7 separate regions of the Homo sapiens genome follow, and regions 2, 3, 4, 5, 6 and 7 are each linked to region 1. Evidence: chromatin loops called from intact Hi-C (ENCODE). Cell type or tissue: endothelial cell of umbilical vein. All regions are shown on one strand. Region 1 overlaps MMRN1 (multimerin 1). Region 2 has its middle 180 kb from the start of SNCA-AS1. Region 3 overlaps LOC105377328 (a long non-coding RNA gene). Region 4 holds the start of SNCA (synuclein alpha). Region 5 has its middle 130 kb from the start of GPRIN3. Region 6 overlaps LOC105377329 (a long non-coding RNA gene). Region 7 overlaps CCSER1 (coiled-coil serine rich protein 1).

Region 1 (4,000 bases):
GACAGAAAATAGAATGGTGATTGCTAGGGATGGTAGGGAGGGTGCAATGGGAAGTTATTATTTAATGGGTACAGAGCTTCAGTTTGGGAAGATGAAAACGTTCCAGAAATAGATGGCAGTGATGACTGCAAAACAATGTGAACCTACTTAAAGCCACAGAACTGTACATTTAAAGACGGATAGAATGGTAAATTTTTTAATGTATATTTTACCACAATAAAAATAAATAAATACATACATACTGAAAAAAATGCCACACAAAGTGAAAAATAATAATTTTGCATATCTCTTGTCAAAATCAGAGAGAGTTGAAGAAGAAAAAGTAAGAAATAGAGCAAAGGATGAAAAAATAGGACAAAATAACAGGAAAGGGGAAAAGAAGAGAGGAGGAGGGGAATGAGGCATTTCTGGCAACATCAGAGTTGTCATCAATACATGCTTTTTTCACCTCGTAGATCAGAATTAGAAGGTCATTTCTGATGATGAAGTTCTGCCTGCTGGACAAGATTTTTATTCTCCTTTTAACTGCACACATAGGTGTGAATAAAGAAGAGAGTGTATTTCTGTGCCTAGAGTTTTTTTTTTTTTTTTCTAATCCTGAATTAGGCAAGGGTGAGGGGTGGGGGCAGTGGGCACATCTGCATAAGCAAAAGAAAATAAAGAAAAATTTCCCTGAAAAATTTCCCATAACATAGTTCGTCGCTGGAGCCAGGCTACCTGCTTTTAGATCTTGACTCCACAATTTATAGCCATGACTTTGTCTGGCAAAAGTGACTACCTCATCTACGAAGCATCTACAATAATATTATCTACCTCACACGATTGTCGTGAGACTAAATGTTTTAAGAAAAGTAAAATATTTGCTGCTATCACTGCTTATAATAATTAAATGATTCAGAGTTAAGCGGGATTTTTTTTGAAGAGGATATATATAATATGGCCTCAATATTTTTTTGCCTCAGATACAAAGAAACACAGCTCCTGTTTTGCTTCTTTAATGACCTGATAAATTCATCTTAACCATAATTGCTTGTATGTTTCAAGTCAATAATTTCCATAAAGCCAATACAGAAGACCATCATCATCATTTATGTTCAATTCAGATGAAGCTTGCCTCTCAGGAAAAAAAAAAAAACTTTCAGAATGTCTCTACAGTCTTAAGAAGTCATGAACATAAATACTTCCAAAGTGTTATAGAATCTATTTATTGAAATCTTTATTTTTTCCAATCAAGCTAAAAAGAGAAGTTTTTAATCAAATTATTAATTTGAAAGACTATAATTTGCATGTAGTTCACTAGTCATAAATGAGAAAATAATTCAAGGGAAATATATACATGAAAAAAGATAATAAAAATGGGAAGCAATAATTTACACTTAGTGAAAAGATTCTTGATATGTAAATTATATTTAAATAAAGCATTAGACATTTGATATTTAGCTTTGGCTAAAAGTCCAAAAGACAAGTTCATCTCAATATTTATTTCCTTAAGAAAATCATTGTTTTATTTCCTAACAACAAAATAATTTATGTTTGTGGTTCTTTTATTGTAGTGTATCTTTCTATGCTTAATCCTTTTACAAAATTTTATATAGTATTCAAACTGAGATAAAAATATCAGTTTTGTAAAAGAATCATATAAATAAATTGATATTTAAAATAATTTTTTGAAAAGCAATTATGCAAAGCTCAGATTATGGGGAATTTTAGATACTTTGATTTATGGTTAATTTAGACTTTAAGAAGAAACCCTTTTTTATGTACCAACTTTTGCAATTAAAATATTTTTGTCAGGCATAATTTTATTTGCTTTCTGTAGTGGGAACAGTGTGGTGAATGTAATTGAGTTTTCAATGATAGATGACTGTAGAGTGCCTCACAGCCACAAATTACTGTCTATACACAATATTGTCAGTGTAAAGTTTTATGAGAACGAGCCGAATGTATGGCCATCACAGGATGTACATAGAGTTTGCTGTTTGGATCCAACCTATTTTCCAATTTTAAAGTGAAAAGTAGTATATTTTTAAAGTGGTACATCGAATTAAATATGTATAACATATATATTTTATAAGTAATGATTCTTAAAGTCAACCTTTAATATAACCTTTTCCATAAATTTGTTTTTTTTCTCTTCTATAACTTATTTATTTATTTTTTTTATTATACTTTAAGTTTTAGGGTACATGTGCACATTGTGCAGGTTAGTTACATATGTATACATGTGCCATGCTGGTGCGCTGCACCCACTAACTTGTCATCTAGCATTAGATATATCTCCCAATGCTATCCCTCCCCCCTCCCCCTACCCCACCACAGTCCCCAGAGTGTGATATTCCCCTTCCTGTGGGAATTGAACATACTCTTTTTTACCTAATTTTATTTTTTGTTTCCCCCTTCCTTGCAAAACTGTGACTTGAGCATATTCCGGGCGTTGTAAACTGTTTCTATTCCAGTAGGTGTCAGGCTTTCCCAGCGTGCAGACCACAAAGGCAGGCTAACGGATGCCGTGATGCAGAATTCTATGCTTAATCCAGTTCCTGTAAACTGACTCTCTTAGCATTTACCCCCAAATAATAAATTTAAAATTATAGTTTTATATTCAGAAAAGCAGAAGTTGTGCGAATACAAAAAGTTCCCACTTAATTATTAGGAATATATAAGCACTCATTAAATTCTAGCATATGAAATGCAATATATATTTATAGTAACAGAGTAGAAACAGCAAAGTAATGAAATAAAGAATGTGATTAATGGGTAAAAGTTGATAGAGAATATACTTTATGTAGTGTTTATTTCACTGGCAGTAATGTAATAGAGACATCTATTTCACAAAGATATAAGAAAATACCCTTTAGTATAATGGTTTCTCTTTAGAATTTAACAGCATGTAAGAATAACCCATTTTGGATGTTATTAGGCCTAATAATAACTTTGAAAACAACACAAGAATTTAGCTGATCAGATAATTCACTTCTAAAACCTATTCATAATTCACACAAAATGAGCAGAAAAAAAGTATGACAGCAGAATTTAATGGTTAATTTTTGTAATTTTCTAATTTGTCATTAAACTCAGAATAATTTTCTAATTTGTCATTAAACTCAGAAATAATAATTTCTAATTTTCTAATTTGTCATTAAACTCAGAAAAAAAATCCCTCTTTTTCTGCATATTCAAATTTTACCTTCCTCTGACCCTTCTCATTAACATGTTAACATATGTATGAGCCCTCTGTATTTAAAATGAAATATTATAAGAAACAAACACAAAACATAAATAACTGGACTAGCCTTGGCTTCTGACCACTTTCTCCTTTTTTTTTTTTTTTTTTCATAAAAGCCCTCCTTAATTGAGTTGGCTTTAATGGCTCTCTTTTGCCTTCCTTCATACCTCAATTCTCTCAGGCCAGAGCATGGTGCTCACTAAACTGAAATAGTGGCTATTTTTCAGTCCTCATTTTGTCTTTTTCAGCAGCATTTCACACTGTTGATCACTTACCTCCTTCTTAAAATATTTTCTTCCTTTGCTCTATGACACCACACTTTTATAGATTCCTTCCTAACTTCTCTGGTCACCCCATTTAAGACTGTATTGTTGGCATCCACCACTATCAGTTCATCAAATATTAGAGATTCTCCGTTCATAATTCAAGGTCCTTCTTTCTTTCAGTATCATCCACATTCATGACTTAATACATTTCTATATACCAATGCTTTGCCAAATTTATATCTCTAGCCTTGATCTCCCCTCTGGATGCCAAACCCATCTAATAATCCATGATTTTACAGAGTTTTATTGAGCTCTTTCTATGCACCTGGCACTGTTCTAGGCAGCAAATAGAGTAGTAATAAGACAGGCAAGGTCCCTGTTTTCATGGGATGTATTGCGGAAAGACATAAAATACACCATTGTCTATATAAGTAGAATAATTTCAAATAATTCCTACAAAGAAAAAAATAAAGGTGACAAAATAAGGAATGGCAAGTGAGAGCATAGT
Region 2 (4,000 bases), 240 kb after region 1:
ACCCCAATCCCCATTCTGCCCAAACGAATCTGTTTTTATTGACATGTATTTCAGTTTCACCTTTTGTAGCTCTAAATCTTTTATTTTGTCATCAGTAGTTAATTAAATTTGCCAACATATTTTACCAGTTTTTATATTCACTATTTTTTCATGCTTCCTATTATTTTTCTCTAGGTTTCATCTTCTTGCTATAATACATCTTTTGGTCATTCTTTCTGGAAAAGCATGGTTAGTAAACTCTTTTAGTTTCCGTGTATCTGAAAATATATTTTCCTTTCCCTCCTGCTTAAAATATAATTACTTATTTACAGCATAATTATGCATACTCTATACAGTGTAATAGAATCCTGGGTGGACAACTGGCATCCCTCAGCACTTTAAAGGTAAATTATCATTGTTTGGGGGCACACTTGGTTATACCTGAGAAGACTACCGTTAGTTTAATTACGGTTGTTTTGTGGAAATCTTTCTCCTCTGATAGATTTAAGGGTGTCTTTTTTTTTTCTTTATTTTTGATATTCTGAAGTTTCAGTAGGATGTGTCTGGTAGACTTATTTTTATTTTTCCTTCTTAGCCCTCAAAATGAATTGCCAAAATTAAGACTTATATACTTAATCAAATCCGGAAAATAATTATTAAAATTTTGAATTCTGTTCCTCTCTTTTAAAGCTAAAATAGAATGTTTTATTAATTGTTTAGTGTTAGCTGTCTTTCTTAAATTTTCCTCATATGGTCAGGAATATTGGTTTGCAGGCTAATATTGACTGGAAGTTTCCATTTCAATTTCATCCCTCCAGTCTCCAGCAGAAGTTTTACAGTTACTTCTGCCTAGGAACCAGTGCAGAACTGGTGATTTTGAGTTCCCGTGCCTCAGTGACTGATGTTAACAATATCTCAGACTAGTCATTGAACTAGTAGGCAGTTTCACTCAGGTGGTAACTGAGAAGCTTCCGCCTACTTCCTCCTCCTCCAGCCAGTGCAGCAGGGACCTTTCCAGAGTTTTCTTCCCCCTAAATGAAAGACTTTGGTGTTAAACAGTGAAGAGGGCTCTGTCCCCTATCCCACCGGAGATGGATTTAGTTTCCATCATCCCATAGGATCAACATTTTTTGGTGGCAAAGGCTCACTTCTGGCCCCACATCCTGGCAAGCTGAATGTTCTGTCTCATTTAGCACTGTTTCAGTTCCATTTCTGGTCTGCAAAGATCTTTGTCTTGTTTCCAAAAATGGTTGTCTTGGCTGATGCATTTGGAAAACAATTTTCTATTTATATAAAAGTGACTTAATTATATTTAAAACTATATTGTACACAAATACATGTATATACATGTACTTTAGATTTGCAATGCTAAGAACAGAACACTCAAATTAACATTTTTAAATGTATTGTCTTTCTGTACATCATTATTTTAAAAACATACACAAAGTCCCAGAAGCAAGTATGCTTCTTCATTCTTAAATAAGGAAATCTGTGTTGACTGTATGTTCCTTTAAGGTATTTGAATACAAATCAACTGGGGGAAACTCACAATCAGATGTGAAGCATTTCACTCATTTTCACATTCAGCAATTAATTGCTTATTTCTATGGCACTGAAAGTCTACTGTTTTCACTGAAATACATAGTGCCATCTACTGGTTCAATTGTCGTTAAAAGGACAGAATCAAGCAAAATTTGTGTTGGTGGGAACTCACATCACGCCTAATTCCATTCTCTTCTTTTCACCCTCATATGAGAGCTGAGTGAAGAGCTAAAAGCTGACCCCTGATCTAAATCACACAGCTGTTTCAATTCAATAATGGTATTATCTTTATCAGTGACTGAGAACTCCAGGACTTGAAGCTCATTAGCTTTCTCCAACTTTTTTTTAAAGTATTTTTTTTAGTAGAAAAATTTTGTATTGAAATGTAATAAATTAAAGGCACCAAATAGTCTTTTATATTATTGCAACATAAGAAGAAATACTTTAGCTTCTAACAAAATAAGGTAGCAGGACATAGAATCTTTACTGCCACCATCATTAATGACTTGTTCCTCCTAGGAGAATGGTGGGGCTGTTAGTTGCTTGGTATATTTGTCAGTATAGGGCTCAGTAACAAGAAGGAAGCATCAGGCTGCATGGCTGAGGCTATGAATTGATTTCAATACTAACATAAAGAAAACAGCTAAGTTAGACGAAAATGGCATATCCCAAATAAAAGTTTAATTTATATGTTAGTGTATTAAAGCTTTAGAATATAATGGTAACTTTCCTATAAAAATCATGTCAGTAAATATTTACAAGACAGGTTTATTATATCTCAATTGGATCTGAGTTTGGCTGACAGTCTCAGATTCAACCCCCTGATAATTATCTTCCTGGGGTCTGCAGCCCCCACAGGCACTTTCATTGTTCACTGAATCTTAAAATTATGGAGACCTTAATATTTCAGTTTGTCAATAATACAGTTTCTAGGCAACCATATTACAATTCCTCATTACAATCTCCAGACATAATCAGCTGCAGAGTTTTAGATCCATCTAAAACTGATTAGCAATTAATCAAATAAATTTCAGATTAGAGAATCTCAAAGACTCAATATTGCTTTTAACATAAATGTTTTAAATCTCAGTTTCTAATAAGGCAAAACTTAATTTTATTTTCAAAATAATTTAATTTAAGGCATCACAATAATGGATTAATTTAAAAAAATTTTAAAAACCTTTTCCCTCAGCTCATAATCATCAGGGTTGTGTGTAATAATTCTATGGGAAAACAGAATATTAAAAATATCAGCTGCTTGAGTTGAACATTGATCATTCTGATCACTCAGTCTACATTACAGACACAAATCAATATTTGAAGAAGAAAATCATTTCATAATTTCGGGCTAATTAAGATGGTGATAAAGTTCAGTTTGCTGTTAAAGTTGAGTAAAATATGCAGTAAACACTAATATGTAGGAGGAGAAATAATTGAACTACTATAATAACTACATCTTCATCAAACGCTGGATACAAATTTTATTAAATGCATGAGGGGATAGAAAATGGGTGTAGAACAGTCAAGACTCAATTTTCTCTTCCAAGGAAGAAAATCTCCCAAGTAGTAGAAACTGAGACTTAGCAGTCAACAGCATAGAGTATAGCAGTGGAGTCCATGGGGGCTGAGCTGCACACCTATGATTCATGCACAATATTTGCCACCCAGGTTAAAGAGCCCTCACAGACAACTTAAAATCAAAGTTGGTCCAGAAAAACACTATCTCAAGTGATATGAAGCTGCTACTGTCACTAGTCAAGCTAAGTCATCCAATAACGATTATCCAGGTTTTTCATTAAAATCAAACATTTTCCATACGGCAATGAGAGCTTTTGACTGGCAGTGTGTAATAGCACCACAGCTTTTGGAGATAAAGGTAATAAACACCAATGGAAATTATCATTTTAAAATGCGGGAGAAAAAGGTCATTTTGCAAATGTTGGTGTCAGCTATGGGAAGCCAATGAGAAATTCCTTACTGACATTCTAATTTCTCTTAAGTTAATTAATTTTCTCAAGTTAAATTAAAAATGAAAATTTAAAGGGCCTATTATTTGCAAATGATACAATGAAACAAAACAATATGTGACAAGCCTTTAAATAATAGTCCTTTGTGAGAACAGGAGGTTGGTAAATAATTGTGCATTAGAGAAACTATATTCATGTCTAACTAGTTTCCTTAATTTTGCAGTAACTAAATTGTCACCTATGACCCCCCTTTCTGCTGTCTATCCCTGTTATAAACTGAATTGTGTGCCCCTAAAGTTCATATTCATAACCCCCAATGTTAATGCATTTGGAGATATGGTCTTGAAGGAGGTAATTAAGGTTAAATGAGGTCATAAGGGTGGCATGCAATAGGACTGACGTCCTTATAAGTAGAGGAGACACCAGCGTTCTCTCTCTTCATGTGCACAAAGGAAAGGTCCTGTGAAGACACAGAGAGAAGGTGACTGCTTATGAGCCAAGGAGAAAATCCT
Region 3 (4,000 bases), 420 kb after region 1:
TGTATCTCTGAACCTAAAATTCAAGTTCAAACAAACAAACAAAAATGCTTATTCTTCTAATCTTATTCTTCTTATGCATTGTAATCTAGTAGACAGACAGCCATTTCAAAGTTCATGGTAGGAGAAAAAACATATATGGTTGAAATAAACAAAACTAGAGTCTCGTGCAATGTTACATGAACAGGTTGAACTATTAAGCAATTCCCTTCCTATTGTGACTTCCTTTTCAGTCCTCAATATCCTTTTATTTAAATGACCCTGAGACCCAATAACCTGCTTGAAAGGATTAACCCATGTCAATAAATACATATATACATACATGATTATCTTTATAATTATGTGATTTAGTAATTACATATTTAATTTAACAATTATGTGATAATAATTATATATGGTAATCTTAATTATTCTGTGAATATTTATCAGCAAGGTTGGCTTGCCTATGAACAATAAAATATATGTTATCTCTTAAGGGTTTACAGCGTAGTAAAAGAATGCATCAACAGTTGAAACCAAAACAGAATGCGTTAAGCGACCAGATGAGGTACTTAGCATGAATTTAGGATTTAGAAAGAAAGAGTACTTCCAGCTGAGGGAATCAGAGGAAATTTTATGGACAAACTGATCCATTTGGTCAAATATGAGCAGTGTGTTTATTTTCAAAGTGGAGGTGTAGGTAATCTAGGTAAAGAGAAATTCAAAACTCATGTCACCATGGCAGCAGGAAAGCACAGACAAGAGTGGCCCATAGGTCTACTCATTGGATACACACTGGCTATGAAAGAAGTGACTAGGAAACAAACAGAGGTTGGGCCATCTCATAAAGGGAACTGAATTGCAAACGATGGAGTTTGAATATTTTCACCAGGAAAATTGAGTTGCTCATTTCAGATCCTTAGATCATGGTAGAGAAGTGTTTCCATATCTGCCTCTCAAGTCAAATTCCTTTTAGCGTCTACTCAGAGCTATTTTCCTGGGTTGGGTTTACCCTAGCCTCATTCTTCTTATGATTTTGATTTCTTACTGGCCTTAAACTAAGGCTTTTGGGTCTGTTATTTGCTATAAATCTTTTACACTAGATCAGTTTACACTTTGGATTCTGAAAAATCTTTGTTTTCCCCAATTTCTCTCAATATTACAAATTACAGACCAGTGGTCCCCAACCTTTTTGGCACCAGGGACTGGTTTCATGGGAGACAATTTTTCCACAGGCCAGCAGGGTTGGTTTGGGGATGAAACTGTTCCATCTCAGATTATCAGACATTAGGTTCTCATAAGGAATGCACCACCTAGATCCCTTGCCTGCGCAGTTCATAATAGGGTTCACTCTTCTATGAGAATCGAATGCCAAGGCTGATCTGACAAGAGGGGGAGCTCAGGTGGGAATGCTCACTCACCTGCCTCTTGCCTCCTGCTGTGCCGCCCAGTTCGTAACAGTCCGCAAACTGGTACCAGTCCATGGCCCGGGGACCAGGCACCCCTGTTAGACAACCACCATTTTGCCCTCAGAAATTACTTCTTATACTTACTGTCAATTTTAAAATACTTTACATTTCCTCCCCAAATATATTTTATCATATTCAGTCCTTGAATTTCCTTGATCACTTGTAGTAAGTAAAGGAGTATCCTGGGAATCCATCGGTCATCTCCCCGGACTATGGAAGGTGGGAAAATAATAGCATAGGAAAAGGCAAAGAGGCAGGAGGAAACTTCACCCAGACTTAGTCACTCTTACCCACCTTCCAACAACCCTGAGTCACTTTCTCTTAAAGTGTGAAATAATCCTTTCTGTGACCTGTCAACAAAATACAGAAACAACAGTTTTGAAATGCCTAATATATAGGCCCCAAAATATTCACAGCTAATTAAATTCAGTTGATAATTCAACTGCAAATCATAAATATACATGCTACTTGAGATTCTGCCTAGAATTTAATTTTCATCCTAATTCTAGCAATAACTAACCATTTTTCCACTATATCAAGTTTTGGGTTTTAAACACTAGGTCAAACAAACACAATCTTGAGGTTTCAGTCTATGAGTTTATAAATTTTTAAAATCATCTATCACTATTCTTCTACTAATCTCAGCTTATTGTAAAATTAAGTCACCATATGTTCTTTTTAGTTCGTGGTCTCAAGGAAAATAGGACAATTTCAACTAATAAAAGGAATTATAAAGATTTTTCACATTTCTAGAACTAATTATTAAAATGTTTGCATGAATCAACCAGCTTAATTTGGGCTCTGCACAAGTCTACAGTAAGTAGGTAAAATGACCATGAATAAATCACAGTTCTCTCCATAATTTCAGCTTGGTCCACTTGCTTTGAACTGGTGTTCCCACCTGCTTCACTCTCCCTTAGATCACATTGTCAGGACTGCCATCTACTGACAGAGCTGGCTGCATCTAAGTGAGATGATTTAAAAGAGTGGCCATGTCATTTGTTGACCAATCAGGACAGCTTTGAGAGTCCTGATGTAAAAAAAAAAAAAAATTTTTTTACATAGTGCTCCTCAAAAAAAAGTTAATTTTTTTCTAAAAAGAAAAATACAGATCTGTACAACTGAAACAAAATATTTAAAACTTCTTTGTATTCATTTCATTTTCTGAACCTTAAAAGATAATATAAGCAGAATAAATATTCTTGGTACATATCCATGTTCTAAAATAAAATTTTTTAGTGATATCTTTCTCTAATACCATGTCACTGGAATTTTCTTGAAAAGTATATTTTTAAAATATAATTTTATTATTTTTACATTTTTAAATTTAAATGCCTTTCTGAAATCATTTGATTTAACGTAAGGGATGATATATTTTCATTTAAATTTATCATCTTATTCAGTGCTTTCTATTTTTCTTGCCTATTTTATATTCCCTTGTCTCTCCATTCTTGCCTTATTTTTTTTTTTCAACTTTTAAGTTTCAGGGTACATGTGCAGGATGTGCATGTTTGTTACATAGGTAAACGTGTGCCCATGGTGGTCTGCTGCACCTATCAACCCATCACCTAGGTATTAAGTCCAGCATCCATTAGCTATTCTTCCTAATGCTCTCCTTCCTGTCTCCCCACTACAACAGGCCCCAGTGTGTGTTGTTTACTCCCACATGTCCATGTATTCTCATCATTCAGCTCCCAATTATAAGTGAAAAATGCAGCGTTTGGTTTTCTGTTTTTGTGTTAGTTTGCTAAGGATAATGGCTTCCAGCTCCATCCATGTCCCTTCAAAGGACATGACCTCATTGCTTTTTATGGCTGTATAGTATTCCATGATGTATATATACCATATTTTGTTTTTTATTTTTATTTTATTTTAGGTTCTGGGATACATGTGCAGAACGTGCATGTTTGTTACATAGGTAAATGTGTGCCATGGAGATTTGCTGCACTTATCTACCCATCATCTAGGTATTAAGCCCCACATGCATTAGTTATTTGTCCTGATGCTCTCTTTCCCCCTGCCCCACTGACAAGCTCAGTGTGTGTTGTTCTCTCTGTGTCCATGTGTTCTCATTGTTCAGCTCCTACTTATGAGTGAGAATATGTGATGTTTGGTTTTCTGTTCCTGCATCAGTTTGCTGAGGATGGTGGCTTCCAGCTTCATCCATTTGTCTGCAAAGGAAATGATCTCATTCCTTTTTATGGCTGCATAGTATTCCACGATTTACATGTACCACGTTTTCTTTATCCAGTCTATCATCGATGGGCATTTAGGTTGATTCCATGTCTTTGCTATTGTGAGTAGTGCTGCAATGAACATACATGTGCATGTATATTTATAATAGAATTATTTATATACCTTTGGGTATATACCCAGTAATGGGATTGCCTGGTCAAATGGTATTTCTGGTTCTAGGTCCTTGAGGAATCACCACACTGTCTTCCACAATGGTTGAACTAATTTACACTCCCACCAACAGTGTAAAAGCATTCCTTTCTCTCTGCAGCCTTGCCAGCATCTGTTGTTTCTTGACTTTTTAATAATGCCATTCTGAC
Region 4 (4,000 bases), 65 kb after region 1:
TGTTGTAATACTCTATTGAGATACTAGTTGTAAAGAGGCACAATGGAAAACTTATACTATTAACAGTAGTAAAAAGAAACAACAAAAAGCAATAAAAAACAAAACACCCATTCATGCAACGACATGAACGAACCTCACAAATATTATACTGAGTAAAAGAAGTCAGACAAATATAAAACAAAGTTTATACTACGTGATTAGATCTTTATGACATTCTAGAATATGCACATGAAGGTACAAGGTAACTGTCTGGAATGATGAAAATGTCCTGTGTCTTCAAAATAGTGTGGGTTACACTAATGCATGGCTTTTTCAAAACTGATTTAAAGGGACACAACATCTGAGCATTTCCCTAGGTGTAAATTACACTGCAATTTTAAAGAATCATCTAATGATATTGTGGTTATTTTTAAACAGTCCTTAAATTTTGTGGATGCATACTGAATGTTTACAGCTGAAAAGATATATATAAAGCTTGAATTTGGTAAAAAAAAAAAAAAAAGAGGGAGGATTGGTAGTGATAAAGTGAGTGGACTTATGGATGAGACATGATCAGCCATGCATTGAAAAAATGTAAAAGTTGGATGATCTTCACATGAGAGTCCTTTATTCTGTCTACTTTTGCATATGTTTGAATATTTCCCATAACAAAAAGTTGAAAATAGAGTGATCACATGAGTTAATCTCCTAATTTACAAAAAAGAAAACTGGAAACAGAAGGAGAACAAAACTTGTTCAAGGTCTCAAAGCCAGACAGCAAACTAGCTCCCAAGTCCAACCTTCTTGCTCTGGTCCTAAGCAAACAAAAAATATTAATATGAGCTACTGCATTAAGGAAAGTCTGCTTTTCCAAAGGGCAGACCAATAGTTCAAGGAAGAGTTTAAATAATAAATATTTGTGATCTTACTTTCATGCTTTTCTATTTTCCACTGAACACATATGCATTATCTTCTATATGTCTTTTATGTATAATCATTTGCTTCCTGTTCCTTGTGGTTTTAAAGTTGTTTTGTATGTTTAAATTTGATTTTACTCAAATTTCAGAACCCAAATTAGCGCAAGAATCAGACAAAGCATAACTTTCTATAAATATAAAAACAATTAAAAAAAAAACATACAGCAAAAACGAGTTGTTGTTTCCCCCCTCCTCTTCCAGTGCTTAACTAATCTTCCGAATCCAGGCACAGAAAGCAAAGGCTTTCTGCTAGTGGGAGGAGCTTGCTTCTCCATTCTGGTGTGATCCAGGAACAGCTGTCTTCCAGCTCTGAAAGAGGTGAAAATGTGTTAAGCGATGCAAAAATTGTCTTGAAGTTCGCGTGTGTATGTCTGTGTGCATGTGCGTGTGGTGGGTGGGGGGAGAGAAAAGGGGGTGTCAATTCTGAGGGCAACGAGAATCAGAAGTCAGAAAGGTGAGTGGTGTGTAGCATCTCCCTTTCAGAAGGGGCTGAAGAAGAAATTGGATATGATGGTCCGGTAGGCTAAATCACGCTGGATTTGTCTCCCAGATAAAGGGAGGTCTGCAAAGTAAGTCCCATTTCTAGAGCGAAAAGCCTTAGGACCGCTTGTTTTAGACGGCTGGGGAATATTTATTCCTTGTTCCACTGATGGGAAAATCAGCGTCTGGCAGGCGCTGATTGGTGGAAAGGAAAATGGTGATAGTGGCGTGGAAAGAGGATTTGCTGAGCCTTCTCCTGCCTCCTCAACCTGTGACTCTTCCTTAGTAGTCTCCCTTTCACCCTCAGGACCCTTTCCGGCTCTTCCTAGATTAAGAGCAAACGAAAACCTTGAAGATATTTGAACTAAAGCGACCCCTAACGTTGTAACCTGTGACCGTGATTAAATTTCAGCGATGCGAGGGCAAAGCGCTCTCGGCGGTGCGGTGTGAGCCACCTCCCGGCGCTGCCTGTCTCCTCCAGCAGCTCCCCAAGGGATAGGCTCTGCCCTTGGTGGTCGACCCTCAGGCCCTCGGCTCTCCCAGGGCGACTCTGACGAGGGGTAGGGGGTGGTCCCCGGGAGGACCCAGAGGAAAGGCGGGGACAAGAAGGGAGGGGAAGGGGAAAGAGGAAGAGGCATCATCCCTAGCCCAACCGCTCCCGATCTCCACAAGAGTGCTCGTGACCCTAAACTTAACGTGAGGCGCAAAAGCGCCCCCACTTTCCCGCCTTGCGCGGCCAGGCAGGCGGCTGGAGTTGATGGCTCACCCCGCGCCCCCTGCCCCATCCCCATCCGAGATAGGGACGAGGAGCACGCTGCAGGGAAAGCAGCGAGCGCCGGGAGAGGGGCGGGCAGAAGCGCTGACAAATCAGCGGTGGGGGCGGAGAGCCGAGGAGAAGGAGAAGGAGGAGGACTAGGAGGAGGAGGACGGCGACGACCAGAAGGGGCCCAAGAGAGGGGGCGAGCGACCGAGCGCCGCGACGCGGAAGTGAGGTGCGTGCGGGCTGCAGCGCAGACCCCGGCCCGGCCCCTCCGAGAGCGTCCTGGGCGCTCCCTCACGCCTTGCCTTCAAGCCTTCTGCCTTTCCACCCTCGTGAGCGGAGAACTGGGAGTGGCCATTCGACGACAGGTTAGCGGGTTTGCCTCCCACTCCCCCAGCCTCGCGTCGCCGGCTCACAGCGGCCTCCTCTGGGGACAGTCCCCCCCGGGTGCCGCCTCCGCCCTTCCTGTGCGCTCCTTTTCCTTCTTCTTTCCTATTAAATATTATTTGGGAATTGTTTAAATTTTTTTTTTAAAAAAAGAGAGAGGCGGGGAGGAGTCGGAGTTGTGGAGAAGCAGAGGGACTCAGGTAAGTACCTGTGGATCTAAACGGGCGTCTTTGGAAATCCTGGAGAACGCCGGATGGGAGACGAATGGTCGTGGGCACCGGGAGGGGGTGGTGCTGCCATGAGGACCCGCTGGGCCAGGTCTCTGGGAGGTGAGTACTTGTCCCTTTGGGGAGCCTAAGGAAAGAGACTTGACCTGGCTTTCGTCCTGCTTCTGATATTCCCTTCTCCACAAGGGCTGAGAGATTAGGCTGCTTCTCCGGGATCCGCTTTTCCCCGGGAAACGCGAGGATGCTCCATGGAGCGTGAGCATCCAACTTTTCTCTCACATAAAATCTGTCTGCCCGCTCTCTTGGTTTTTCTCTGTAAAGTAAGCAAGCTGCGTTTGGCAAATAATGAAATGGAAGTGCAAGGAGGCCAAGTCAACAGGTGGTAACGGGTTAACAAGTGCTGGCGCGGGGTCCGCTAGGGTGGAGGCTGAGAACGCCCCCTCGGGTGGCTGGCGCGGGGTTGGAGACGGCCCGCGAGTGTGAGCGGCGCCTGCTCAGGGTAGATAGCTGAGGGCGGGGGTGGATGTTGGATGGATTAGAACCATCACACTTGGGCCTGCTGTTTGCCTGAGTTTGAACCACACCCCGAGTGAGCAGTTAGTTCTGTTGCCTACGCCTTTCCACCATCAACCTGTTAGCCTTCTTCTGGGATTCATGTTAAGGATACCCCTGACCCTAAGCCTCCAGCTTCCATGCTTCTAACTCATACTGTTACCCTTTAGACCCCGGGAATTTAAAAAAGGGGTTAATCTTTTCATGCAACTCCACTTCTGAAATGCAGTAATAACAACTCAGAGGATTCATCCTAATCCGTGGTTAGGTGGCTAGACTTTTACTAGCCAAGATGGATGGGAGATGCTAAATTTTTAATGCCAGAGCTAAAAATGTCTGCTTTGTCCAATGGTTAAATGAGTGTACACTTAAAAGAGTCTCACACTTTGGAGGGTTTCTCATGATTTTTCAGTGTTTTTTGTTTATTTTTCCCCGAAAGTTCTCATTCAAAGTGTATTTTATGTTTTCCAGTGTGGTGTAAAGGAATTCATTAGCCATGGATGTATTCATGAAAGGACTTTCAAAGGCCAAGGAGGGAGTTGTGGCTGCTGCTGAGAAAACCAAACAGGGTGTGGCAGAAGCAGCAGGAAAGACAAAAGAGGGTGTTCTCTATGTAGGTAGGTAAACCCCAAATGTCA
Region 5 (4,000 bases), 460 kb after region 1:
ACTAAGTACATCATTAAAAAGCAAATTTGGGGAGTAGAAGAGTTTCTGAGAGATGGGATATATGTGGAAAGGGGTATAAAAACAAAGAGCAAAGATGCTGGAAGCTGTTACTCCAATTACCTTTTCTTCAATGACAAAATCCTCCAAACTCTCAGTCAAGGTCTTGAATGTGGACCTAAAATCCACTTTCTCCTCTCACCTCTGATTCCCATGAGTGTTGGCCAATCCTAAAATATAGCAAACCGGCCTCTGGAGCAGGCCTTGCAGCACAGAGTTGATTGTGTTACCAAAGATTGATTCAGGAGAAAATGAGCCACTTTCAGTGAATGCTGGAAACCATTATTTCTCTTTCTTTATCACATTAGCAGTCTATGGAAGAGGGAAAACAGAAGCAGCATTGACGGCTTCACCCACCATGCCAGAATATCAATAGGCAACTGCTCTCTGCTGACTTTCTTTGTTTTTCACTCATTCTTAGTATTTCCTGTGTCTCTCCTTTGGTCAAGTTATTGTATTCCCTGCGTGTCTCCTATTCTCATTTCTCTTAATCAGGCCAGTGTTATTAGGAGAACTGAACAATAACATGTTCAAAGCCCTAACCAAATGCCACCTCCCTCAAAATCTTCCCTGATCCTTCAACTGGAAATAATCTCCCCTATGAGTAATCGCCAGAACCCTTTATCTTCATTTTCCTTTGGGTAATTATAACTACCTCATCCACTGTTACTTTCACTATGACTACTAATATTACTACTTCTACTACTATTGCTAATGACAATGATATCAATATTTATTAGGTCTTATTATATGTCAGGTGTTTTCTGTGCTTTGCATTTATTAACTCAATCCTATAAGGCAGCCACTGCCTTCATATGGAAACTAAACTTGTGGAAACTAAGCTTGGTCTTTATGGAAACTAAAGTTGTTCTTTCTATGGAAACTAAACTTGTTCTTTATATGGAGCGGTTAAGTAACATGTCAGAGTCTTAAATGGGAGAGCTGGGATCAAACTCAAGCAATTTGTTCCCGGGGTCTGCATTCCTAATGAGTGTACAATACAGCCTATCTTTTCATTATGTTACATTGATGAATAATGCACATGCCTTTTTTCTAAAATCTTTTTGAATTAAAAGTCATGTCTGGATCATCCTGTTTTGACCTACAGTGCCCAGAATAAACATAAGAAATAAGCCTTTCCCGAAAGAACAAATCAGCTTTCCCTCCAGTATTCTTGATATTATGTGTTGTACCTCAGGCAAATATTAGAATATGAAGTACAGTTTTAGTAGACTACCCTGTGTCTTATGATAGGATGATGTAGCTTGGTAGTGTCCCTACTTCCTTAGGAATTCTATGTCGGCTTTCCAATATAGTGGTGTGTAAATTTACTTACTACTTCTGAAACGACCCAAATGCACACACACACACACACACACAGTGTATTTTTCTTTATTTTCTCTGACTTTGTCTTGCTTTCAAGCCCCCAATACCATTGACAGGAGGGGAAAAAAACAAAACAGGCTTGTCAATAAGTAATTCAGTCTTTTCTAGTTTAAATAGCCTCTTTCTGGATAATTCATGTCTTTTGAGTTACTGTCATGGGTTTCAGATGTGATGCCCTTCGCCACCCTCCTCTCAAGGTTTCCTTCCCTTTTGCCAGAGTGATTTAAGGTCCCAGGTGGTGTAAGTGGTGTAGAGTAGAAAGTGTGTATCCAGAACTCGGAGGACCTCTGTTCCTCTGCACTGGCTCCTGAGGCATCCAGAAGTGTGCCTCACATTCAGCTCTATGCTGAGGTGAAGACCTGATGCCCGCTGGCTGCCTCAGCCCTCCCCAGCTCTCAGTAATGACGCTCTGAGGTCTGCCCGTGACTCCAGTTTGTGTGGTCTATCAGTCAGATCTCCGTCCCAAGGTTACTTCGTTTCTTGTCTCAACACTACTTCAAGCCTGTGAACTAGAGCATCTCCTGCGGCCATTTTTACCCCGGCACTCAAAAGCCTCTCGAAGTCATTTGCGATTCTCTGCCACCTTGTGGTTACTCTAAGAAATCTTCATGGTTCTCAGGCCACCCGCTGGGAAAACCAGAAGTCTCCAATTGCCTTGGATTTCCCCAACATGATTTCAGTGCTTCAGAGGCCCTGCCCAGCACCACCGCTTCCCCAGCACTGCCAAGGACAAAGCAAGGACACCCAGAGTAGATTGCTTTGCTTCCCTCTTCCTTTCCGTGGTTTTTAAGCCTCAGCATCAGAAGGACTTTCTACTCCTTCCTGTCTGATGGGGCCTCATAACTGTCTTTCAATTTACAAATGTCTTATAGTAAAACACTATGATATGAATCATATATAGGTGTCTTGATTATATGAAAGGAAATTATTATACTCCAAGAAAACTTTCCTTTCTCTAAAAGTTACGATATCCAAGGCAATTGTTTTTCTGAGTGCTCAAAAAATGTCTAATTTGACATTCAAAGCTGAGCAGTGACTTCTCTATGTTAGGTTCTGTCTATTCTCACCCTGAAACAATCGAAGCCTACTCAATGGATACAGAGACCCAGGACAGTATAATTTATATAACTTATAACAATTAATAATTAATATACAAAAATTAATATAACTTATGGGGAATAAAATAGATGATTTATTTTGAAAATATTCCTGTTATGGAGACACAAATCAAAGTCACACTATGCGACTGGGTGCAGTGGCTCACGCCTGTAATTCCAGCACTTTGGGAGGCCAAGGCGGACGGATCACTTGAGGTCAGGAGTTCAAGACCAGCCTGGCCAACATGGTGAAACCCGGTCTCTACTAAAAATATGAAAATTAGCCAGGCATGGTGGCAGGCACCTGTAATCCCAGGTACTTGGGAGGCTGAGGCAGGAGAATTGCTTGAACCTGGGAGGTGGAGGTTGCAGTGAGCGGAGATCAGGCCACTGCATTCCAGCCTGGGCGACAGAGCAAGACTCTGTCTCAAAAAAAAAAAAAAAAAAAGGAAGTCACACTACATGATCAGGAAATGTAAATCCTTCCTCCCAGTTGTGATAACAAAAATGTTTCCAGATATTGTCAAAATAGCCCAGTTGAGAACCATTGTTTTAGGTCTGAGGATAAATGTCACACCTCAGGGGTGTTTTCTGATATCCCCACCATCACTCACACCCTTGTGCTGTCCTGTCATAGCATGCATCCAAAATCATAATAAAAATTACCTGGGGCCGGGCGCGGTGGCTCATGCCTGTAATCCCAGCACTTTGGGAGGCCGAGGCAGGCAGATTATGAGGTCAGGAGATCGAGACCATCCTGGCTAACATGGTGAAATCCCGTCTCTACTAAAAATACAAAAAATTAGCCGGACTACACACCTGTAGTCCCAGCTACTCAGGAGGCTGAGGCAGGAGAATCACTTGAACCCGGGAGGTGGAGGTTGCAGTGAGCCGAGATCACACCATTGCACTCCAGCCTGGGCAACAGAGTGAGACTCCATCTCAATATATATATATATATATATATATATATATTTGGGGAGATTATTTGTTTACTTTTGGTCTTTTCCACTAGATTGTAAATTTATTGAAGGCAGAAACTACATCTGGGTTTTCCTTTCTTTTCTTTTTTGAATTACTATTTATTAGACAGATTCTCTCAATAAAAGCAATTATGCTTTAATATTTGTGAGCAAATAAATATTTGTTAAATAAATGAGAGTTCACTAAAGAAAAAGATACAAAAATATCATATCTAGCAGTTACAAATCTGAACTTGCCATCTTCTCCTATTTTGAGAATAACACTTAATTGTTAAGGGGCAGAGACGAAAACAAAAGGAAAGAAAAAGGAGGATGAAAGGAAGGAAAAGAGGAAAGGACCAAAAGCAAGCACCCCAGTGAAGTGTGGGGTTTTTCTCACAGGCCCAGGGAACTCTGTGGTGCAGAATAAACAGCACTATGGAGGAGGGAACCATAGCAGTCCTGCATCTAGGCGTGAATATGGCTGCATACTGAAAC
Region 6 (4,000 bases), 300 kb after region 1:
TACACCATCCAAGAAGTATTTTTGTGATGTTGGACCTAGATACGGGATCATATTGTATTACATTTGATCTTCTTGATTTATTGATTAATGGGAGATTTTCTTCTTCATTTATTTTAATACATCCCCTTTTTTTTTTTTTTTTTTGAGATGGAGTCCCACTCTGTCACCCAAGCTGGAGTGCAGTGGCATAATACCGGCTCACTGCAACATCTGCCTCCCAGGTTCAAGCAATTCTTGTGCCTCAGCCTCCTGAGTTGCTGGGACTACAGACACCTGCCACCATGCCCAGCTAATTTTTGTATTTTTAGTAGAGATGGGGTTTCACCATGTTGGCCAAACTGGTCTTGAACTCTTGACTGCAGGTGATCCACCTGCCTCGGCCTCCCAAAGTGCTGGGATTACAGGTGTGAGCCACCACGCCTGGAAGATCACCTTAACTAGATAGTAATTTCCTTAAAATGTCCAAGTCTTTTGTTTTTCTACAGTCATCTGAGTATTATACATTCTAACTAGCAATCCTTTAATATTCTTTACCTATTAACTAAACGGTAGGTGTATTTGACCAATGGTATATGTGAAATATATCTTTGGTGCTATTCTGCACTGAATCTTTAATCCCAGTATATCTATAATTTTAATGCCCTTATATCAATATAATCCAAATGTAGAAATGACCCCTGAAATTATTAGTATTTAGATATAATAACAAATACAATGTTATGCTTTACTTTTCTCTTTTTGTAATGTAAAGTAACACATTTCAAATATTAGCAGACTGGTGCACTAGAAGCAAAGAGGAAAACTTGGCACAGAAGTTTCTCAGGTGGGAAGATCAGATCCTAGCAAATAATATTCTAAATATGTAAAGTATGAAGAAACAAAAAAGTTAAGGAAGTTCTAGATTGAATAAAAATAAATTTTTCATATTAGCCCCTAGGGCTGAAATATTAATAAAGAGAGGAAGTCATAATATAGTTTATGTCAAAGATAGCCCATGAGGTTGTAAGGGTATGGTAAATGTGTATAAGTGAGATTCCTTTTAAAAAGAGGGGATTTTATCTCTTGACGGTAAACTAAAATTGCCATTAGTCAAATGTGAAAACTTTTTCACATTTTTGTTGTTCTGTTGTTGAAAAGTACTGTGTTTTGTATTTTGTTGTTGAAAAGTTTTGCAGTACTTACTGCACATTACTTGCCCATGAAAAACCACTTCTTACTACATTAATCATCCTTTGCTCTTATGAAATACTTAGATGTACTTTTCATTTTAACTTACAGCAGTATCCAATTATTTCTATTTCTGGAAAAGCACATAGCATGAAAGACAGTTTTCAAAGCCAAGAACATGAAATAGATACAGTGCAGTTTAAACAGCCATTTTTTTCTCTTTTATATCTATAGAGAAAGAAATATATAAATATGGGAAGGAAAGAGACTGGGTATAAAGGGGAGAAAGCAAAAGCAATTATATACTATTCTGGGGAAACTATGCCATTAAAAAAAAAGTTTTAATAATTCCAAAAACTTCTTTTCAAGTTTGAACATCTCTCATGCCCTGCCTATACCTTTTCAGTTAATTCAAAATAAATTGTGCCTTTACCAACTTTTTTAAGGGTGATTACATGTAATTATTAAAATGTATGTGCTTGTGATATCTATCAGAAATAAAGAGGATGGAAACCAAGCAAAACTTACTGGAAATAGATAAGAATAACTGACAGAGGACACCTAGTGGAGTGAAAAGTAGTGACATATTCTTCTGCAGTACAAGGTTTGTTCCTCCCAGGTACACAAGAGGACTTAGAATAGATTGTCAGGTGGTCGCCATTCAACAGAGCAAGAGATGCCACAGAGAGAAAAGTCAATAAACAAAATATTATTTGATTTCTATATGTGAACTTGTCCCAAATCTTTTAAAAATGTATAGTCTGGCTGAAAGTTGTAGAATATCTCATTACACAATAGATGGTCCTATAACAAACAAACAAAAACTTGCCTCACACTAAAAAGTGTGAGATTTATGTCAATTTTTAAAATAACAGATGCACTCAGTAATTCCATAAAATAATCTTCTCATTGTTATACGTTATCACTGTGCATATGATGAACTAGGATACTGGGAATAGAAGAATGAATAAGACATAGCCAGGTCCTGTAAGGTAGAGGAAGCAGACATGTAAAAAAGTTGGTGATATGAAGTGTTCAAAGTCCTGTAACAGAAGTAAGGCTTACTTGTTGGGGAAGCGAAGTCAGGAAGTGCTTCCACAGAGAAGGCAAGTTTTGTTTGCTTGTCTGTCTTAGGACCATCTTCTGTGCCATCAGCCTTGTTGGATGCCTGTTCACTTCATAGAACTAGGAAGAAGAGATGTTGTATTGTTGCTCCTCATTCTGGCTGCATTAGCCTGGCTATCTAACCATAGAGACTTATAATTAAGTTTTTCCTAGGTCTTCTTAAAACTAGTTTAGTCAACTATCACTTTATTCCAAATGCATAGAAAGAATAGATAAAATATATTTTTTAAAGTTTATATATTTGGTTGGAAAAAGAAAGAGCACTACCCAGACAAATTAGGAATCTTGCCATATCTCTGCCACTAGCAAGTAATGTGTTTTGGTGATATCATTGAAATACCACCAGTCTCAATTTTAGTTTAGGTCAAATGAGGGTTTGGGATATGGTGCTATCTGAAGCCCCTTCTAATTGTAAGAATTAAATGGCATACACTCATGATGTCTAACCTATCTGCAGTGGTTGAAAATATGTCTACAAATTCCTTTTCCATCTTCCCTTCAAAAAGTAAAGCCTAATTCCCCTCCCCTTGTGTATGGACCAGGCTTCTAAAGCATCAAATGAAGTAGGAGTGACAGTGCCTGATTTCTCAAACCAGGTAATAAAAGGCACTGCAGCCTCTTCCTGGACATCATTCTTAGATCTCTATGCTGGGGAAACCAACTACCCTGTCATGAGAATACTCATGTAGCTCTATGGCAAGGCTCATATAGCAAGAAATTGAGGCCTCCAGCCAACAACCATGTAAGTGAGCCATGTTGGAGATCCTCCATCCTTAGTCAAGCCTTGATATGACTGCAGCTCCAGCCAGCATTTCAACTGCAGCCTCATTGGAGAACCTGAACTAGAACTACCCATTAAATTGCAGCAGAATTCTTGACCCACAGAAACTTTTAAATAAGTAAACGTTTTGTTTAAAGCCTCTAAATGTTATGGTAGCTTGTGATCCACTGGATAGATTGCAGAAACACCAGCCCTCAAATCATCTCATCCTTGGCTGATGACCCAACCCATAATTTCTGGCACTCAAATTCCAGTGAACAATAATATAGATGCAGAATTGTTTTCTCTTTAAAATTCTTTTTAAAGGAGGCAGAACATAAATTTTCTACTCCCATTTCTGCCACAAGTTAATCTTAACATTCACCCTCCCCCTCTGCCTTCCTATGCCTAACTGTATCATTGCAAAAAGCCCCAGTTGCCATTTGTAGCTTACACAGCTCTTTTCACTACCATATTCCATCTTTACAATTTAAGAAAGCAAATGTGGACAATCACCAAGCATCACTTCCTTGCAATTCCCTCAGCTTTTTCTGCAGCTTCAGTCAAAGTATACACTCCGCAACCCAGGATGAATTTTTATACTTCCGTAGATACTTCTATTCCCTAGAACTCTTGACCAACAGGTCTAACTCAAGAATCAAGGACATATGGCAAGAGACTCAAATTATTTTTATAGTCTCCCAAGGTAAATATGAACACTAAATGGATTAATGGCACTGGATTAAAAGGCAAAAATGATGCAGTAGAGTGCCACATCTGTAACCAATGATCTGATCCTATGATTGAGTCATAGCACTACTATTTACTTGCTGCCTGAATATAAACAATTTATTAAACTGCTCTGAGTTAAACTTTCCTCATCAGAAAAATGAGAGTATCAATATCTACTTTATAGAGTGGTTCTAAGAATTTAGGAAATATTAAACA
Region 7 (4,000 bases), 390 kb before region 1:
AATAATTCTACTTCTCAGCATTTACCCTAGAATAATACTCACAGATCTGCTCAAAGAAGCATGTACAGGGATACTCAGGCTTATTGTAGTGAAAATATAAAATAATATAAATGTTCATTAATATGAGAATTTTTAAAATTCTAAAAATGGTCTATTTATTCCACAGCATAATATATAAGAGCTAAACATATAAGGTCAAAGATATGAACAAACAAAGGAAAAATTTCCAAGGCATTGTGTTAATAAAATCAAATTGGTAAGTGATATACTATTCGGAATACATTTTATGTCAATTCAAAATTTATTATCAAATAGTATGTATAATATTAAATACTCTGCAGAATCATATGTGTGTATGATTTTTTTTCTTCCTGAAAAAAATCTTGAAGGATGTACTTCAAAGCATTAACAGTGATTACCCTTAAAGAGGGCCTTTGAATTGAGGTTGTCGTCAACGGGGACATGGTGTTATATGTAATACGATGCTTCAACAATCAGAATGAATTCATGAATTACTTTTATATTTAAGACTTTAAAAATCAAAATAAGGGAGTATGAGATATATAGCCTATTTAAAAACTACAAAATATGGAAGGATATAGAAATACGCATGTAAATGTCTTAAAAGCAACTTGGAAGATACACAAAAATTATTAACAGTGGTTTCCACTGGGAAGGAATAGGAGATTGGACATATCAGAAAATGCCTTTTCTAAAAATAATTTCACCAAGTTCGACAAAATACAAACATCAATTCCTAGTGTTTTAATAACTGCTTCAATTTTTATAGTTTAATATAAAATATTTAAATAAATAAAACATATGGAAGTGCTAAGAATCCTTAAAATAATATAAAGACTTTGTATTTTTTTTCCTTTTTATGGAGAACGGGGTCTCGCTATATTGCCCAGGCAGGTCTCAAATCCTAGGCTCAAGCTATCCTCCTGCCTCTGCCTCCCTAAGAGCTGGGATTACAGGCATGAGCCACTGCGCCCGGCAAGACTATTTTTTATTAAACTACATTTTAATAGTAAAATTTATACTTTATATAGATTTTCAATCCAAGTGGTATCTGTTTATAAATTGGGATCAACTTTTGTAACAGCTCGGATTCTATCTGGTTTCACTATTGCAAGCTATTTCCTGCCTCTTAGAAAAAAAGTCAATTTATTTTAACAACACAATAATTCATCTAAAATGGCAGTGAGCCATAAGACACAAATAATTCACTCCAGGTTTTTCACAATCTTTTTAATGTTTAATATTTCCATATTACAAACAATAAACCACAATAGATTTTTGTATGTTGGTTAATAAATTTAAGTAATATGATGATTTAGAAGTATGTAGCATTATGACTTTTTCTCATTAATAACAAATTGATGCCATTATACCTCTTCCTTTCAAAGCTAGTTTGTCAGTTTATATTTTACTTATTTTTAAGTAAACTATATATCTGAGATGCATGTTCTTTTGAGACATCTATAATGGTTCGTTTGTTTACTGTATATTAAAATGACTGGATTTGCCTTAAATTTTTTATTTTCTTTAAATTTTTTATTTTCTTAAATTTAAAAAATCTTTGAAAAGATCTTTAAAAAATCTTCTTAAATTTTTTATTTTCTTTTTTTATTTTATAAAATAAAAATAAGTTTATAATAAATAACCTGCAGTTTCATTTACATAGCAGCAGAGGGTGCAGGAGATCTTCCTTTTTGACGGTAAAGTTAATTTTTTATTCTAACTCTTATTGGGCATTTAATTATTAAAAATATCACAAAATCCTTAAAGTATATTAACAAATTAAATCTTTTTAAAACAATTAGTATCTGATAAAAATAAATTGCCTTTTAGATCAAAGAAAAACTCGATTCAACTTGAAAGCTTGAAACAACAGAATAATAAAAATCAGAGTTTCTAAAGTTTTTCTCTTATAAATATGTATAGGATCTATATTTTTAAAGGGATTCACACTCATATATATATCAATTCAAATTTATTTTTCATTTTTCTGATAGTTTCTTGTTGTTTTTGAAACATCATGAACATATGTCTAAAATAAAACTGTACTGCTTTGTAGAAAACATATTAGTGTAAAAGATGTATAAAGATGGTAACATTTTATTCTGATTATAAATTTTAGGTATCACTTTATTTTTTATTGTATTAAACATACTCCATACAGCAGCTAATAGTAACAGATACGAACGTAAAGAAGAAAATGAAAAAACTATCTTATATCAACATAGGATGAATACCAAAGTCTGAGAAAAAGAATTTTAAAGTACTAATCGGAATACATGTTAGGATAGTAAATTAAAAGGTGGCTACATTGGACATTTATAATTATTTCTGTGTCTGTGTGTGTAGAGTCAGTAATACAGATACCTGACAATAAAAATCAGTATAGGCAGTAATATGGAATCCAACATTTTCAGTGCATGTTCTAGTTCAAACACAAATGTTAGATCAATAGAACTGAAAGTCAGCATTGGTCTGGTGAAAGGAAAAAAAAAATATGAGTATATCCACAAACAATTGCAGCTTTTTTTTTAAGTAAGTGCTGTTATAGGTGTCTCCTATATAATGCTGACTGCAGCATGTTAAGGAATATGCTGATTTCCATTCAGTCATGTATTGGCATTGTGTACTAATTCTGTTACAATCATGTGAAAAACAGAATCTTGGGTTTGGCTTTTTTAAAAGAGCTGTCTTTGAACTCAACATATAATGATCACATTCATTAATAACACTTTCACAATATATTTGTGGATATAATTTCTCTTGGGTTCTGTTTCTCTATTATTAAGATTAGACAACTGATTAGATGAATTATGTGAGCCCCTCTGATTTATTAAAACATATGCATGCAGTCTGTGAAATTTAGTACACATACAAATATACATACACACATATATACTCATATATATCTGAATATCATTTTTTCTAGTTCAAAGTTAACAACAAACTAGAATCAATATTCCATAGATATGAAGGGAAAAATAATGTGTTATAAGCCATTACCACTAACACATAAATGTAGTGTGTTACAGAAAAAGAGAGGAAAAAAAGAGCAAAATGATAGTAAAGACAGTCAAAGTATGTCTGGTATATGATAAAATTAGAAATGTGATGACAAGTTTGCCTTCCTCTTTTACTTTAATTGCTAATGTAATCAATGGGCTTAACCAAATCATATACCTATTTTCTTACATTTCTGCTATTACTTAATGTTTTGGTTTGTAATTCATGAGTTAGAACAGGGATATAGGTTTTAGAACCAAGGAAGTATGTCTGATAATTAACATATTTACATAATATAACATTCTAATAGAGTGTCAGATTGAAATTGTTTCAAGTTATGGAGAAATAAGTTTTAAATTGGTGGCAATGTTAAATATTATACCAATAATTAACAAATTCACCTAAATTCATAAATTTTATTTCAAAGTAGACTTTACTAAATATATTAAAGCATATTGCCTATATTGTTCTTTGACTTTAAAAGTTTTTTTAAAAGGAGTTACATAATGAAGATTATAATAAAGGAGATACAACAAATTTAGCTCATTTCTTTCCTTTCTTAAGAAAACCCTTTAAACTTTGTTAATAAATTCAGTAAATTGTCTTCTTTGAGACTATGGGACTGCATCAAATATCACTATCAGGAATGACTAAACTATATTGGGTTTATACTAATATATTGCTAATTTGACAGAATAATAGGTAAGAAAGCATTCATGAGAAAAGGACTTGTGTTTATGGCACAAGGGCCTTTTCAGCTGTGCCCAGTAGCAAGGGTGATGTGACCGACTTGAGTGGCCACTAAGTGGGGATTTTGCATCTTGGAACATTTAGGTAGTTCTGCCTTGGCGACCAACTATTGTATTGAATTTTATATTTGGAAAATGAACTTGTTTTTTGAGGATAATAAATGGAAACCTAAACTAGTTAAGTACTTCACTCAGAAACATGCAAATAGTAGCTGCACTAACATTTA

Evidence for each region. Hi-C counts contacts between places; a loop is a spot of excess contacts. Peaks named below come from ENCODE experiments on the same cell type or tissue, not always from the same donor. Only the 100,000 strongest peaks of a DNase experiment are listed, where the experiment ranks them.
Region 2: a loop joins it to region 1, with 8 times the contacts of the local background. A loop is called at or near these places in 38 of 110 quality-filtered maps.
Region 3: it touches region 1 in a loop (7-fold over the local background); 36 of 110 quality-filtered maps call a loop at or near these places.
Region 4: a loop joins it to region 1, with 6 times the contacts of the local background. A loop is called at or near these places in 8 of 110 quality-filtered maps.
Region 5: a loop joins it to region 1, with 14 times the contacts of the local background. A loop is called at or near these places in 25 of 110 quality-filtered maps.
Region 6: it touches region 1 in a loop (13-fold over the local background); 32 of 110 quality-filtered maps call a loop at or near these places.
Region 7: it touches region 1 in a loop (4-fold over the local background); 15 of 110 quality-filtered maps call a loop at or near these places.

What each region holds. Positions count from the first base shown.
Region 1 is chr4:89,900,489-89,904,488 of GRCh38, reverse strand. The region is part of intron 1 of MMRN1 (multimerin 1); the gene reads right to left. Among named protein-coding and RNA genes, the nearest start is that of MMRN1, 7.6 kb to the right of the region's middle. In endothelial cell of umbilical vein, a CTCF peak has its summit at 2,477 (motif pointing right); a DNase peak (open chromatin) is centred at 2,478; H3K4me3 peaks cover 1,722 bases; H3K27ac peaks cover 1,456 bases.
Region 2 is chr4:89,655,751-89,659,750 of GRCh38, reverse strand. No RefSeq gene overlaps it. Among named protein-coding and RNA genes, the nearest start is that of SNCA-AS1, 180 kb to the left of the region's middle. In endothelial cell of umbilical vein, a CTCF peak has its summit at 1,630 (motif pointing left); a DNase peak (open chromatin) is centred at 1,620.
Region 3 is chr4:89,480,845-89,484,844 of GRCh38, reverse strand. All of the region lies in intron 1 of LOC105377328 (a long non-coding RNA gene), which reads left to right. Among named protein-coding and RNA genes, the nearest start is that of GPRIN3, 180 kb to the right of the region's middle. In endothelial cell of umbilical vein, a CTCF peak has its summit at 2,389 (motif pointing left); DNase peaks (open chromatin) are centred at 1,694 and 2,384; H3K27ac peaks cover 782 bases.
Region 4 is chr4:89,835,526-89,839,525 of GRCh38, reverse strand. SNCA (synuclein alpha) reads left to right here and starts at 2,365. Exons shown (of 6, transcript NM_000345.4): 1 at 2,365-2,564; 2 at 3,834-3,979. The coding sequence starts at 3,859. It overlaps SNCA-AS1 (SNCA antisense RNA 1), which reads right to left and starts at 3,125. Exons shown (of 4, transcript NR_045481.1): 1 at 2,792-3,125; 2 at 1,120-1,265. In endothelial cell of umbilical vein, no CTCF peak of the experiment used is centred here; DNase peaks (open chromatin) are centred at 1,235, 1,735 and 2,305; H3K4me3 peaks cover 2,854 bases; H3K27ac peaks cover 2,024 bases.
Region 5 is chr4:89,436,414-89,440,413 of GRCh38, reverse strand. No RefSeq gene overlaps it. Among named protein-coding and RNA genes, the nearest start is that of GPRIN3, 130 kb to the right of the region's middle. In endothelial cell of umbilical vein, a CTCF peak has its summit at 2,023 (motif pointing left); no DNase peak of the experiment used is centred here; H3K27me3 peaks cover 66 bases.
Region 6 is chr4:89,596,505-89,600,504 of GRCh38, reverse strand. All of the region lies in intron 2 of LOC105377329 (a long non-coding RNA gene), which reads right to left. Among named protein-coding and RNA genes, the nearest start is that of SNCA-AS1, 240 kb to the left of the region's middle. In endothelial cell of umbilical vein, no CTCF peak of the experiment used is centred here; a DNase peak (open chromatin) is centred at 1,734.
Region 7 is chr4:90,291,229-90,295,228 of GRCh38, reverse strand. All of the region lies in intron 1 of CCSER1 (coiled-coil serine rich protein 1), which reads right to left. Among named protein-coding and RNA genes, the nearest start is that of CCSER1, 170 kb to the right of the region's middle. In endothelial cell of umbilical vein, a CTCF peak has its summit at 1,699; no DNase peak of the experiment used is centred here.